Regions from separate parts of the Homo sapiens genome. Here regions 1, 3 and 4 are each linked to region 2. Evidence: chromatin contacts called from ENCODE Hi-C or POLR2A ChIA-PET data. All regions are on one chromosome and are shown on one strand. The core of a region is the stretch at or near the end of the contact, and the rest is flanking DNA. Distances in the headings are between cores, read along the strand shown. Region 1 holds the start of KLHL7-DT (KLHL7 divergent transcript). Region 2 holds the start of SNX13 (sorting nexin 13). Region 3 holds the start of CCDC126 (coiled-coil domain containing 126). Region 4 holds the start of ARL4A (ARF like GTPase 4A).

What was found. A loop is a pair of places that touch in the nucleus more often than their neighbours do. ChIA-PET counts read pairs that join two places held with the same protein, here RNA polymerase II (POLR2A). Pooled maps may share reads with other maps.
Region 1: a loop to region 2 is called in a map of CD4-positive, alpha-beta T cell, with 15 times the contacts of the local background. The contact joins the promoter of KLHL7-DT here to the promoter of SNX13 in region 2. A Hi-C loop is called at or near these places in 4 of 168 maps with a recorded cell type or tissue (CD4-positive, alpha-beta T cell, CD8-positive, alpha-beta T cell and naive thymus-derived CD4-positive, alpha-beta T cell) and 8 of 50 pooled maps.
Region 3: a map of sigmoid colon shows a loop between it and region 2 (11-fold over the local background). The contact joins the promoter of CCDC126 here to the promoter of SNX13 in region 2. A Hi-C loop is called at or near these places in 1 of 168 maps with a recorded cell type or tissue (sigmoid colon) and 10 of 50 pooled maps. POLR2A ChIA-PET finds 5 or more read pairs at or near these places in 1 of 52 experiments (OCI-LY7).
Region 4: a map of B cell shows a loop between it and region 2 (12-fold over the local background). The contact joins the promoter of ARL4A here to the promoter of SNX13 in region 2. A Hi-C loop is called at or near these places in 3 of 168 maps with a recorded cell type or tissue (B cell, CD8-positive, alpha-beta T cell and naive thymus-derived CD4-positive, alpha-beta T cell), 1 of 37 single-sample maps with no recorded cell type and 9 of 50 pooled maps.

Annotation. Positions count from the first base shown.
Region 1 is chr7:23,104,330-23,107,032 of GRCh38, forward strand. KLHL7-DT (KLHL7 divergent transcript) reads right to left here and starts at 1,374. Exons shown (of 3, transcript NR_046220.1): 1 at 1,230-1,374. KLHL7 (kelch like family member 7) reads left to right here and starts at 1,456. Exons shown (of 11, transcript NM_001031710.3): 1 at 1,456-1,817. The coding sequence starts at 1,698. RefSeq lists enhancers at 644-1,630, 1,253-1,442, 1,563-1,842, 1,631-2,617, 2,323-2,402.
Region 2 is chr7:17,939,052-17,941,786 of GRCh38, forward strand. SNX13 (sorting nexin 13) reads right to left here and starts at 1,443. Exons shown (of 26, transcript NM_015132.5): 1 at 1,233-1,443. The coding sequence starts at 1,244.
Region 3 is chr7:23,595,974-23,598,945 of GRCh38, forward strand. CCDC126 (coiled-coil domain containing 126) reads left to right here and starts at 1,409. Exons shown (of 4, transcript NM_138771.4): 1 at 1,409-1,632; 2 at 1,994-2,078. It overlaps LOC105375187 (a long non-coding RNA gene), which reads right to left and starts at 1,352. Exons shown (of 2, transcript XR_927098.2): 1 at 1,144-1,352. RefSeq lists a silencer at 1,651-1,890.
Region 4 is chr7:12,686,224-12,689,317 of GRCh38, forward strand. It overlaps ARL4A (ARF like GTPase 4A), which reads left to right and starts at 1,410. Exons shown (of 2, transcript NM_005738.5): 1 at 1,410-1,505; 2 at 1,943-3,094. The coding sequence starts at 2,032. The coding sequence ends at 2,634. It also overlaps the pseudogene LOC100505995. RefSeq lists silencers at 445-724, 925-974 and an enhancer at 919-1,455.

The sequences.
Region 1 (2,703 bases), core at 124-2,623, 5.2 Mb after region 2:
AAAAAAAAGAAAAAAATTTATTCCGTTTTTCTTCAGTGTCCTGGGTCATTTAATAAAGTGAATGAAAAATTTTCTCATTTATAATTTTATTAACAATAAATTATTCCTATTGCCAGGGTTCACCTGAAATCCCCAAATCAACTAGTTAAAATAGAGGCACATCTGAGAACCTCTAGATTAATAGAAGAAAGATAAAGAGTACAGAGACATAAGTATCTTACTCTTTTGTAAAAATTGAGGCGTATATATAGCTTGCTCTTTCATCTGGATTATGCTATATGGTTTGTCCTCAACAAGAAAAGTATACTGTGGGCCAGGCCTGGCCGCTCATTCCTGTAATCCCAGCACTTTGGGAGGCCTAGGCGGGAGGATTGCATAACACCAGGAGTTCGAGACAAGCCTGGGCAACATAGTGTGACCTCTTCACCACCACCACCACCACCACCACCACCACCAAAAAAATTTAAAAATTAAAACTTAGCCCAGAGTGGTGTTGCACGCCTGTAGTTTCAGCTACTTGGGAGGCTGAGATGGGAGGATTGCTTGAGCCCAGGAGTGCTGAGGCTTCAGTGAGCTATGATTAGCCACTGCACCGCACCCCCAGCCTGGGCGACAGGGCCGAGACCCTGCCTCCAAAAAAAAAAAAAAAAGCCTCAATGGTGTAAATTATTTTACATAAAATGTCTCTGTATAGTCCTATATAGACCGAGGAGGAAAACCAATGAGATATAAAGTTTTCATAATGTTAAATAATGTACAATTTCAAATAATCCTGTATATTACTATACAGTAGAAAGAATATGGTTACAAAAAACATTTCCATGAGGGCTGTGATTGAGTTCCGTGTTCCCGTAAAACACTTAGAGAAGCCTAACTGAAGATTTCTAGAACCGACTGACAACTGATTTCAGTTGTAAACACACAGTAAGCCAGCCTAGTTAGGCAGACATTCATTGCACGCCAAGGAGACACCAACGGGACTGTGTGCTCTTGCGTTATGAATCCCACGAAAATAAATCTTGTGCTCCGTGTAACATGACTTTAACTTGCAGTAATATCCTTTCATCATTTAATATTTATTGAGCGCCTACCATACACCAGGCTCAGATACTGCACTGAACACCGACCCTGTCCCATGAAGCCTTACACTGATGGGAGACACCTTTGCATGTTCCACAACCCAATTATCAAAAAAAAAAAAAAAAAAAAGATAATCACGTAACCGAAACCTGGAAATCTGCCTTGGGCACACAAAAGAGCAGGCGCGACCTCGGACCAGCTCCGAGGCAAAATTCACTCAGCGCGGGACAGCGACAGGGAATCCGGCCGCACCTGTGCCTGCAGTCTCATTGCTCGGAACGGCGCGCCACTGTGACGTGTCAGGCCCCGCCCCTGACTCTCCTCATAGTGCCCCCGCCTCCTTGCGCGAAGTGCGCAGGCTCCTGGGCAGGGCTCGGGTTCTGCCCGGGGACGCAGCCCAGTTGGTAGCGTCGCTCCCTGAGCGTTTCTAAGGGGGCCGCCCGGCCTTGTCTTTCGGCAGTGGCCGAGCCACCGCCGCCTGCCGCGCGTTCCAGAGCTGGGCGCTGCAGCTGCACTGCCGATCGCCGTGTTTGGTCGATAGAATCCCCAGTGTGCCCAGAGAGTGCGACCCCTCGCCCGGCCCGGCGAGCCCCGGGCGTGAACCGAGCTGAGGGAGGATGGCAGCCTCTGGGGTGGAGAAGAGCAGCAAGAAGAAGACCGAGAAGAAACTTGCTGCTCGGGAAGAAGCTAAATTGTTGGCGGGTTTCATGGGCGTCATGAATAACATGCGGAAACAGGTACCGCCTCTGTGGGAGTGACGGACGACGGTGGGAGGTGGTCCGGGGCTCGGGCCCCTGGTTCCCGGGGTGGAACCCCGCGCCCTGTGGATCGCGCCCCTCTTTCTCTGTCCTCGCCCCTCCTTCCGTTTTCGCAGGCGAGCGATTCCGCAGTTGGTAGAGGGGCGCGTAAAACAATTCTCGAGCAAAAGTGCTTCTCGTCTGCCGAGGATGTAGCTCCCAAGTCAGACTCCTGGGGGACTCCTCAGGCTGGCTTTCGCCGTCGGGTATCGGTTGTGTAACAGCTCTGCCCTAGTTATCTCTTTGTGGGGCGAGGATCCTTCCATTGGCGAGCCGTTTTAAGGTGCCGTGAGATCTTGTGTGAAGAAACCCGTTGGCATAGCCCAAACCGAAGCCCCCAAAGGGAGGAGAGTTGCTGGCCTGACATCAGCTGCTCTTAAATAAGGATCCCCGCCCCCTCCTGTGTTCCCCGGTGGAGCTAGTTGAAGAGGAGTCCTCCTGTTCGTGCTAATTTAGAGCAGAAGCAGCCATCGATAAATACCATGCCATCTTCTAAGGGCACTGTGCGCCTCTGTTATTAAGAGGAGCTCTTTGTTCTGTCCTTGGTGTGTGGTGCATTCGTGAAATTCTGCAGCACATCGGCGAAAGGTGGGTTATGAAAAGAACGGATTTTAACGCTGGCGAAGGTGAAACAAAGAGGCTTTTTTTTTTTTTAATTCCATAACATCTACACCGATAAGCATAGAAAGTCACTTTTTCCTTTCTGTAAGCTTTATTTATAGATAATACACATCTAAGTAGATTTGTGGGAATGTTTGGGTTTTGTTGACTGGGATCCTGTTTCAAGGGGACAAAGCAGGATGTGAGTTATGTGTAACTGCAAAAC
Region 2 (2,735 bases), core at 193-2,692:
AGTAAGTATTTATCATATGCCAGGCTCTGTGCTTAGATTAAGTACAAACAGCAAAGTATAAAGTTCCTCAAAGTTAGTCACGTTCCAAGGACCTGAAATTTCAGGCAAGTACGTGCTTTACCATCACTTTTCACAAAATAAAAGCCACTCACCTACAAATGTTTGTATTTCCTTTTTGGCCCATGTAGGAATACTTCCCATTGCCCACTAAAACTGTTTCCTATTCAGTTCAGCCCATAAAAATGCCCAATCCGGTCAGTTCCTCACGTCAGGATCCTCACAGTACTTAAAGTGAAAGGCTTCGAAAAAGGTATTTCATCAAATCACAAGGTTCAGTATTTTATGTTCAGTGACACCTACACCTGCAGATACTACAACACATAACTGGGCTAACCTGGGTCAAGTACCTAGTTGCACCGATTTAGTTCTTCCCCTTAAAGTGTTGCTAGTAAAGGCAAACTCTACTTCTTCAAAAAGTCGGCTTTTTGCAATGCCCATTAGGCACTAGAAAAGGGAAATTGATTGGTTCGTCATAGTTGCCCTACTTCCATTTCAGGTCCAAAGAAAAAAACTATTCCATAGGGAGTAACAAGGGGGCCACACGCAAATCAAGGTGGCAGATGCTAAACTGAACTTTGTGATGACCACGATTTAACCGAAAAGGTGATGGATGTGGGGGAGGGGGATGACCCAACTGAGCCATACATGTGCAGCTTGAGATAAAAAAGTCCACTTCATGAAGCAGTCAAAGTAGAGGGTGGGAAACAAACCGGTCGGGCCGAGCAACAACCCCAGGGTGCTGACCGAGCTCGGAGGCGGAGGGCCCTGGAGCCCAGGGACCAGAGAAAGGAGACCTAGGGCAAACCATAGGATCACAAGAACCAGCAGTAACGTGGAAAGGCCAACGCTGCCACAGAGTAGCGTGTAAGGGGACACGAAGAAGGGAGCGATGAGTTAGAAGGGAGTGACAGCAGGAGGGAGACCAGTGCCAGGGGCGAGTGGCAAGTGGCAACTGCGAAAGGCGAGGCACTGGCAGCCGGAGGTGGTGGGACTCTGTTGAGTCAGCACAGCTCCTACTCTGAGGGCACTTGTAGGATCCCCGCTGCTCCTCGGGCCCTGGAGCCCACGGCGAAGGGTCAGGCCCACCTTCCGTACAGATGATGTTCTCTGACGGGCTGGCGCCGGCCCCTTCCCCATTTCACAGGTAAACACTGGCCACCGTCGCCGCTTACCTCAGTTAACATTATTACACCCCGGGGAAGTGAGGTCCTCCCTAGCCTCGCCTCATGGCAACAGCCGTAGCAGCAGCGAAAACTGCTCGGGCCGCCGCCAACGGCGGCAACTGCTCCTTCAGTCTTCTCCCGGGCGGCGGTTTTACTCGGCTTCGCTGGCCTCCCCTCGGCCCGGTCGCTCGCGACGGACGCGCCGCCATCTTGGAAGAGCGACGTCCGCGTCTCGCTGCAACGTGCGTTCCCATTGGCGGGCGCAGGGGCTGCTGGCGTCTCGTGACCGTCTCCATAGCGCCGGCGCGCGGAGAAGCGGAGGTAGGCTGTCGGCAGTCGGCTTGGCGCTGACTTGTAGGACCCCGGGACCGGGCGCCTGGGCCAACTTGGGACCGCTGGGAGTGCAGAGGGGCCCCAGCGCCCGAGCCTTCCGGGAATGGACGTGCGCGCCCTTGGGGCCGGCGCATCATCCACCGCCCACTAGCGTTGGCCCGCCCTGGGGAGAGGAGAAAATGCCAGAGGCCGACACTTGACTGATGGCGCTGCGGACCTCGCTGGTCTTGGGGACAAGGCGGCAGATTTCCTTTAGAAAAACTTCCCTCTCGCGTCTCCCTGGCCCCGCGGCGACCGAAGAGTTGGGGTTCGGCTTTCTTCTCCTGGGATTTAAGTGTTATTTGAAACAGCTCCCTGCGCGGCCCTTTTCTCCTAAACTTTGACAGAAACTTCCCTTTGTCCCTACCAATCCTCAGTGAGTTCTTTACAGGGGTCCGAGACAGGTTGTAGATATGATGCGGCTTATCGGCTTTACCCCGATCCTAGCGGAGTTAGGACTTGCTGATGTAATTGGCCAGCACCTGCCTAACAATGAAGGTTTAGTTATGCTACAAGTAATGCACCTCTAAAAAAACGTAAAACAGGCTTTACGTTTTACCTGCTATCTCCACAGGTTTACTAGCTGCTTAATACAATATGCTTGTATATCAAGGTGAGCAAATTTCAGCAAATGTCATTGTAAATAGTCCCAACTTAAATGGAATTGAACTCTGGAACTCAATGTGCATAGAAGTCCCTGAGACTGACGCCATTCTAGATCTACCACTAGATGGTTTGCGATGTACGGAATTAAAGGCAGTCACTTCTACCTGAATTGTGATGAAAGTAGTTTACCTGAACATGCTGGGAAAGTGTGCTACCCTGTTTTGTATTAGAAACCAGTTTCCAAGTAAATTGAAAAGCAAATTTTCAGACTTGACATTAAAAACACCTCCATGTCATTCTTACAAGAGGTACAAAAGCATTTTAGAAAACTAAAGCCAGGAGTTTCTTCCCTTTTACCAGAATCTTTTCCCTCCATTTAACAATAGTACTGTTGTGCTAAATGAAATTTACTTAATGTATTACTCTTACAGTCTCAAAACAATAAGGGCATTGCAAACCTTGTATTATCTCTATCGTGTCAAGGAAACAAAACGGTTCATTTAAGCAGTCATGCAAAAAATTCAAGAAAAACTG
Region 3 (2,972 bases), core at 159-2,658, 5.7 Mb after region 2:
TTTTTTGGGGGGTACAGATGGGGTTTTGCCATGTTGCCCAGGCTGGTCTTGAACTCCAGGCTCAAGCAATCCACTTGCCTCAGCCTCCCGAAGTGCTGAGATCATAGGCATGGGCCACCGTGCCTAGTCTATAATAAAGCTTGTTATCCGGTAGCACAAGTTTTCCTCCTCCCACTCCTTCTCCTCTTCTTTTTTTTTCTTCCTCCTCTTCCTCATGAATGCTTGTCTTTGCTCTTCCATAACATTTTGAATTAGCTTGTCAAGTTTCTCACACATACACAGAAATTTATTGAGATTTTGTTGGGAATTGCACTGGCTCTGTAGGTAGGTTTGGAGAGACTTGGCATTTTTCAGTATTGACTCTTCCAATTTATGAACATGTTACATCTTTATTTAGGTCTTCTTCAGTGTCTTCCAATGTTTTCTTCAGGCAGGTTTTGCATTTCTTTGATCGATTTATTCCTAGGTACTTGATATTTGTTTGGAGCTGTTGGAAATGGTATCTTTAAAAAAATTATCTTTTTTACTAGCATATATAAATAAATATTGATTTTTTAAAATATGATTTTTGTATCTATTAACCTTGTTAAAAACTTTTATTGTTAACAGTTTATCTGCAGATTGTTTTGAAGTGCCACAAACAATTTTTTTTTTTTTTTGAGACGGAGTTCTGCTCTTGTTGCCCAGGCTGGAGTGCAGTGGCGCGATATCAGCTCACTGCAACCTCCGCCTCCTGGGTTCAAGCAATTCTCCCGCCTCAGCTCCCCGAGAGGCTGGAATTACAGGCGTCCGCCACCTCGCCCTGCTAAGTTCGTATCTGTAGTAGAGACGGGGTTTCACCATGTTGGCCAGGCTGGTCTCGAATTCCCGACCTCAGGTGATCCTCCCGTCTTGGCCTCACAAACTGCTGGGATTACAGGCATGAGCCAACGGCGCCCGGCCTCCACGTACATAATTACATAATCTATGAAAAAATAATTTTGTTTCTTCCTATTTAATCTTCAATCCTTTTATTTTTCTTGCCTCACTCCACTGGCTAAGGACCTTTGGCTTCAATAATGGGTAGTCTCATCTGTAGCACACTTAATCATCACTAAGCTTTCCCAGCCTCAGGTCAATAGTATTAGGAGGTTGGTTCCTCACCGGAGGGTCGGGAACAAGACGCCAGAGCCCTTCTTCCAGCGCCTGCAGCGAGTTAAGGCCGAGGGTATGCCTCTGGCGGGCTCATCTTCCAACACAGAAGACCCCGCCGCCCTCTCTGGTTGCCGCGCAGCTGCGTCGTTCTGACCCAGGGTAGGTGCAGGGCGGCTGGAAGCACGTGCCGCCGCTTCCTCATTCTGGGACTACATCCCCCACAATGCCGCGCGCCGCGGGCGGCTGGCCCCCGAGTGCGGGAAGGGCCGGCAGGGAGGCGGAGCGGAAGCCGAGTGCGAGGGACGAGCGGAGTAAAATCTCCACAAGCTGGGAACAAACCTCGTCCCAACTCCCACCCACCGGCGTTTCTCCAGCTCGATCTGGAGGCTGCTTCGCCAGTGTGGGACGCAGCTGACGCCCGCTTATTAGCTCTCGCTGCGTCGCCCCGGCTCAGAAGCTCCGTGGCGGCGGCGACCGTGACGAGAAGCCCACGGCCAGGTAATGAGTAAGGGGCGAGTCCGCCAGCCGGGCCCGCACCTCTCGCGCGCCCCTCAGCCTAGCCGGCCGCTCCTCCCCCGCCGCGCCCCCGTCCCCGGTCCCCGCCCCGCTAGGGCCGCTGCTGCGGAAACCCGGCTTAGGAACGGGCCGGCAGCCTCCGGCCGCGGCCGGGAAGGCTCTTTGTCCCTTCCTTTGGGCCGCGTCTCTGCCCCTCCGCGTCTGACAGCCGCGGCGCCTCGGCTCGGGCGGAGAGCCGAGCGTGGCTGGGGCTGCGCGAGTCGAGCGGGGCGGGCTTGGTCCGGAGCTGCGGGATGTAGATCCCGGGCGGCACCGCACTCACTTCTTTTTCTGTTTTTGACAGCTCAGTTCTCTTCTACTTTGGGAGAGAGAGAAAGTCAGATGCCCCTTTTAAACTCCCTCTTCAAAACTCATCTCCTGGGTGACTGGTAAGGATGAACTTAAACTGCCGTGTTGATTGTTGACTGTGACGGTAATGAGAATGGCTCAGCCAGCTAGGGTTCGAATCCTGCCTGGGTTTCTCTCACTGCCTGCCTTGGTGATCTTGGTTACTTAAAGGCTCTAAGCTTGAGTTTTCTCATCCATCAAAACACACACCTGTAAGTGGTTAGAATTAGGAATATAGACCTATAACGTCATTAGTTCTTCATTTGATGAAAAGATCCTTTGTGATACTTTCATTAGCTATGACTGAAGTGACCGAAGTGGCCTCTGGACTTGAGTTTTGTGCTTTTGTTTGTTTAATCATCCTGGGTTGTGTGTTCTTCACTTTATCTTAAACCTAACCAAAGGATTCATTAAAATATGCCGTCTTCCTAATTTTTGCTGTTTTAAGATGGCTGAGAATGTTCTTAGGAAATTGATGACTCTGCTTTTCTGTGGATCAGCTTCAGAGGTACAAGTATTCACCTCTCCCCTCCCCCTCAGGTGTGTCCTTTGGGAATCCTTAGAGGCGCTAAGTGTTTGTTTCGTCAGAGTAGGCATCCAGGTATTTTACAGTCCTGCCTCTGGGCTTCACCATATTTAACCTGGGTCAACTTTTTTCTACATCTGTCTGCATCTTCTCACTGATTAATAATTTCTCACTCTAAAATGTGTTGCAAAAATACTTGTTTTGAGGAAAATGTTTCTATGTTGGTGTTATTTAGTGCAGTGTAGGACAGAGAGTAATGGCTACGGAAATAGGAGTCCTTAGTTTTGTCCTTGCTCTGTCACTATCTGTGTAACCTGAGATTACTTTGTGGTCCTCAATGTCCTCATCTCTAAAATAGTGAATTGGTCTGATTCCAAGGACTCTTCTAGCTCAGACTTTCAATGATAAA
Region 4 (3,094 bases), core at 160-2,659, 5.3 Mb before region 2:
AATACTCCTGTCTCACTCCAGCACATACAAATGGTGTAGTTGAATGGTATATTGGAAATTATATCTATTGCAATTAAAATTGTGTGAGCAATTTGAAAGAAAAGAAAAAAAGAAACATCCCTTTCATCTTTCAGAGTGTATTTCCTTATGTGTCAAACTGGAATATTTCTATCTGTGGCCAGTTCCCCGGGATGCTGCTAGAAACACGTGAGACAGCGCGTTCATTTGCTCTACAAAAAGCGAATGAAGGCGCAGTTACCAGGCCAGTCAACCCAGGCTGTTTAAGGTCAACTACTGGGGGACTTCCACGTCACCTCGATATATACGTAACGCGTGTGTGCCGTAACCCGTGAACTATGGAATCCCTAACCGCGAATCACGTGGCTGCTGCCCCGCGGACGCCCTAGACGACGTGAGGGAAGGCGGTGCCGGGCGGGGCCTGTGCCAGGCTGGCGGGCCGCCGCAGACAGAGCTACCCGGAGCAACCGTTCAGGGGTGAGGCCGGAAGTCCCATCCGACCTCGCGGGCAGCCAGCGCTAGGCCGATTCGAACTCGACCTTGTTTTGGCGTTGCTAGGAGACGCGGCTCCTGCGCGCCCCCTACAGGCCGGCGCCCGGGCGGCGCGCGGGCAGGGGGCGGGGACTGTCGCGTGGAGCTGCCGGGCGAGCACCGTTAGGGCAGCCTGGCGCGCGGCGCCCGCCAGGCGCCCAGTCCTCTGCCATCGCCCACGCCTCCCTGGTGCCAGGGAACAGGTATCAGCGCGCCTCCCCAGCGGCTGGGAGAGACGCTGAATGAAGAAGAGGGAAGGACGGTTAGTCAGGTGAGCCGCGGCGGGGTGGGCGGCCGGGGCGGCCACGCCCTGCCGAGGGAGAAGAGCCGGTCGTGTGCGGAGGGACAGGGTGAAGGGATCCCACTTCGGGGAGGATGGGCTTATCCCGGCGGGCGCGCCAGGTGGGATCTCTAGCGCCTCAGGGGCCCGCGCGGCAACAGCCGGCACCCTCGGGCCCGCGGACAAAGGGTTAACGCGTTGGCAGTGACTGCGGGCCCCGGATGTGAGAGCCTTGGCTTGACGCCCTGGCTGCGCTGCAGGTGCGCCGGGCCGAACGGAGCCGGCAGCCTGGCGGCGACCTGACCGCCCGAGGCTCCCCTTCACCTGCAGCGGCTGCTCGGCTCCCTCTGGGAACGCCGCCTTTTCTAACTTAAGGGCAACAGGTGGTGCCGGTGGACCGAGAGAGAGCTCAGCTCCGCCGCGCTGGGAGCGGCAGTTACCCTCACCAATTAGGGAGCGGGGGCGGGAGTTGCATGGCTTCCCTGATGCGGGTGACCAATGGGATTTGGGATCATGAGTGGACCGGGAGGAGTGGGCGTGGTCGGAGTCTGAGTCCAAGGTTTCTCGTGCGGCAACTGCCAGAGCTGCTTGGAGAGCTAAGCTGGAAGGGTGCTTATCCCTGCGTAGAAACGCCTGCCAATGCTTTCTCATTTGGACCCAGACTCCAGATCGGGAGGTGAGAACGTTGTTATTTTGCAAGGGGTAGGAGGTAATAGTGATCTTGGGTATGCTGTTAAGCATGTGGAATTAGATTCCGAAGATAGGACTATCTGCTATGAGTTTTCTGCCAGATAGGCACTTTGTGGTTACGGCCACTTAGACCAGATACTGGTGACTGGGTTCTTTCCAGAATGAGGTCTTTGAGGTTTGGGGACCCAGGAGAAAAACGTACATATTACTGCAATTTAAGTAAACCAGATAATTTCAATCACTGTTATTCCATCGTTTGTCTTGGACTGTGTGTGTTTTCATGTACGTTTCATATCTCGTCTGGTTTGTTTAGCGCAGCAAGTTATAGTAAGTTCTTCGTGTTGTTTATTTTAGCAAAGTAGAGCAAACCTGTTTTAATGTATTATTTCGGGAGAATAACTTATTCCTTCTTCCGTCTCCCAGCAGTCTTATAGCTGGATCAGCTACCAAGAGAAGTTGTAAACCAAGAAGAGAAAAGCATTTCAATTTGGGACATTTATTTGCACCTGGAAATGGGGAATGGGCTGTCAGACCAGACTTCTATCCTGTCCAACCTGCCTTCATTTCAGTCTTTCCACATTGTTATTCTGGGTTTGGACTGTGCTGGAAAGACAACTGTCTTATACAGGCTGCAGTTCAATGAATTTGTAAATACCGTACCTACCAAAGGATTTAACACTGAGAAAATTAAGGTAACCTTGGGAAATTCTAAAACAGTCACTTTTCACTTCTGGGATGTAGGTGGTCAGGAGAAATTAAGGCCACTGTGGAAGTCATATACCAGATGCACAGATGGCATTGTATTTGTTGTGGACTCTGTTGATGTCGAAAGGATGGAAGAAGCCAAAACTGAACTTCACAAAATAACTAGGATATCAGAAAATCAGGGAGTCCCTGTACTTATAGTTGCTAACAAACAAGATTTGAGGAACTCATTGTCACTTTCAGAAATTGAGAAATTGTTAGCAATGGGTGAACTGAGCTCATCAACTCCTTGGCATTTGCAGCCTACCTGTGCAATCATAGGAGATGGCCTAAAGGAAGGACTTGAGAAACTACATGATATGATCATTAAAAGAAGAAAAATGTTGCGGCAACAGAAAAAGAAAAGATGAATATCAATACCTATTATATCTGTGTGGAGTAGGTTTTCTCTGGTCTGATTTTGACAAATAGAAGAGTGTCTACAGCGTGGTTTGCCTGTCTGCCCTCCTGGATGCTATTAAAGCTTTGTTTTGTTGAACAATCAGATGCCCAACTCTGTTGCCTTGTGGAAGATGAGTAAATGCAGTGCTTCTTAAAGTGGTCTCTTCTCCCTACCCCACAAATCTTTTGGTACTACCATTTGGGGAAGCCAAGCAAGGATAGTAAATTGACCAGAACACAGTTGTGGGAATTTGGTCTGAAGTTAGTGAAATAAAACTTTAAAGAGTGTCTGCCTAGTGTTTTGTGCTTACATCTTTCGGGGGGAAGCCTTTGCAAGAAAATTGCATACAAGGCTTTGTAACGATCAAGTGCTAATCGATGGAAATGTTAAGGTAGATTAACATATATGCAGTTATATTGATCACATTG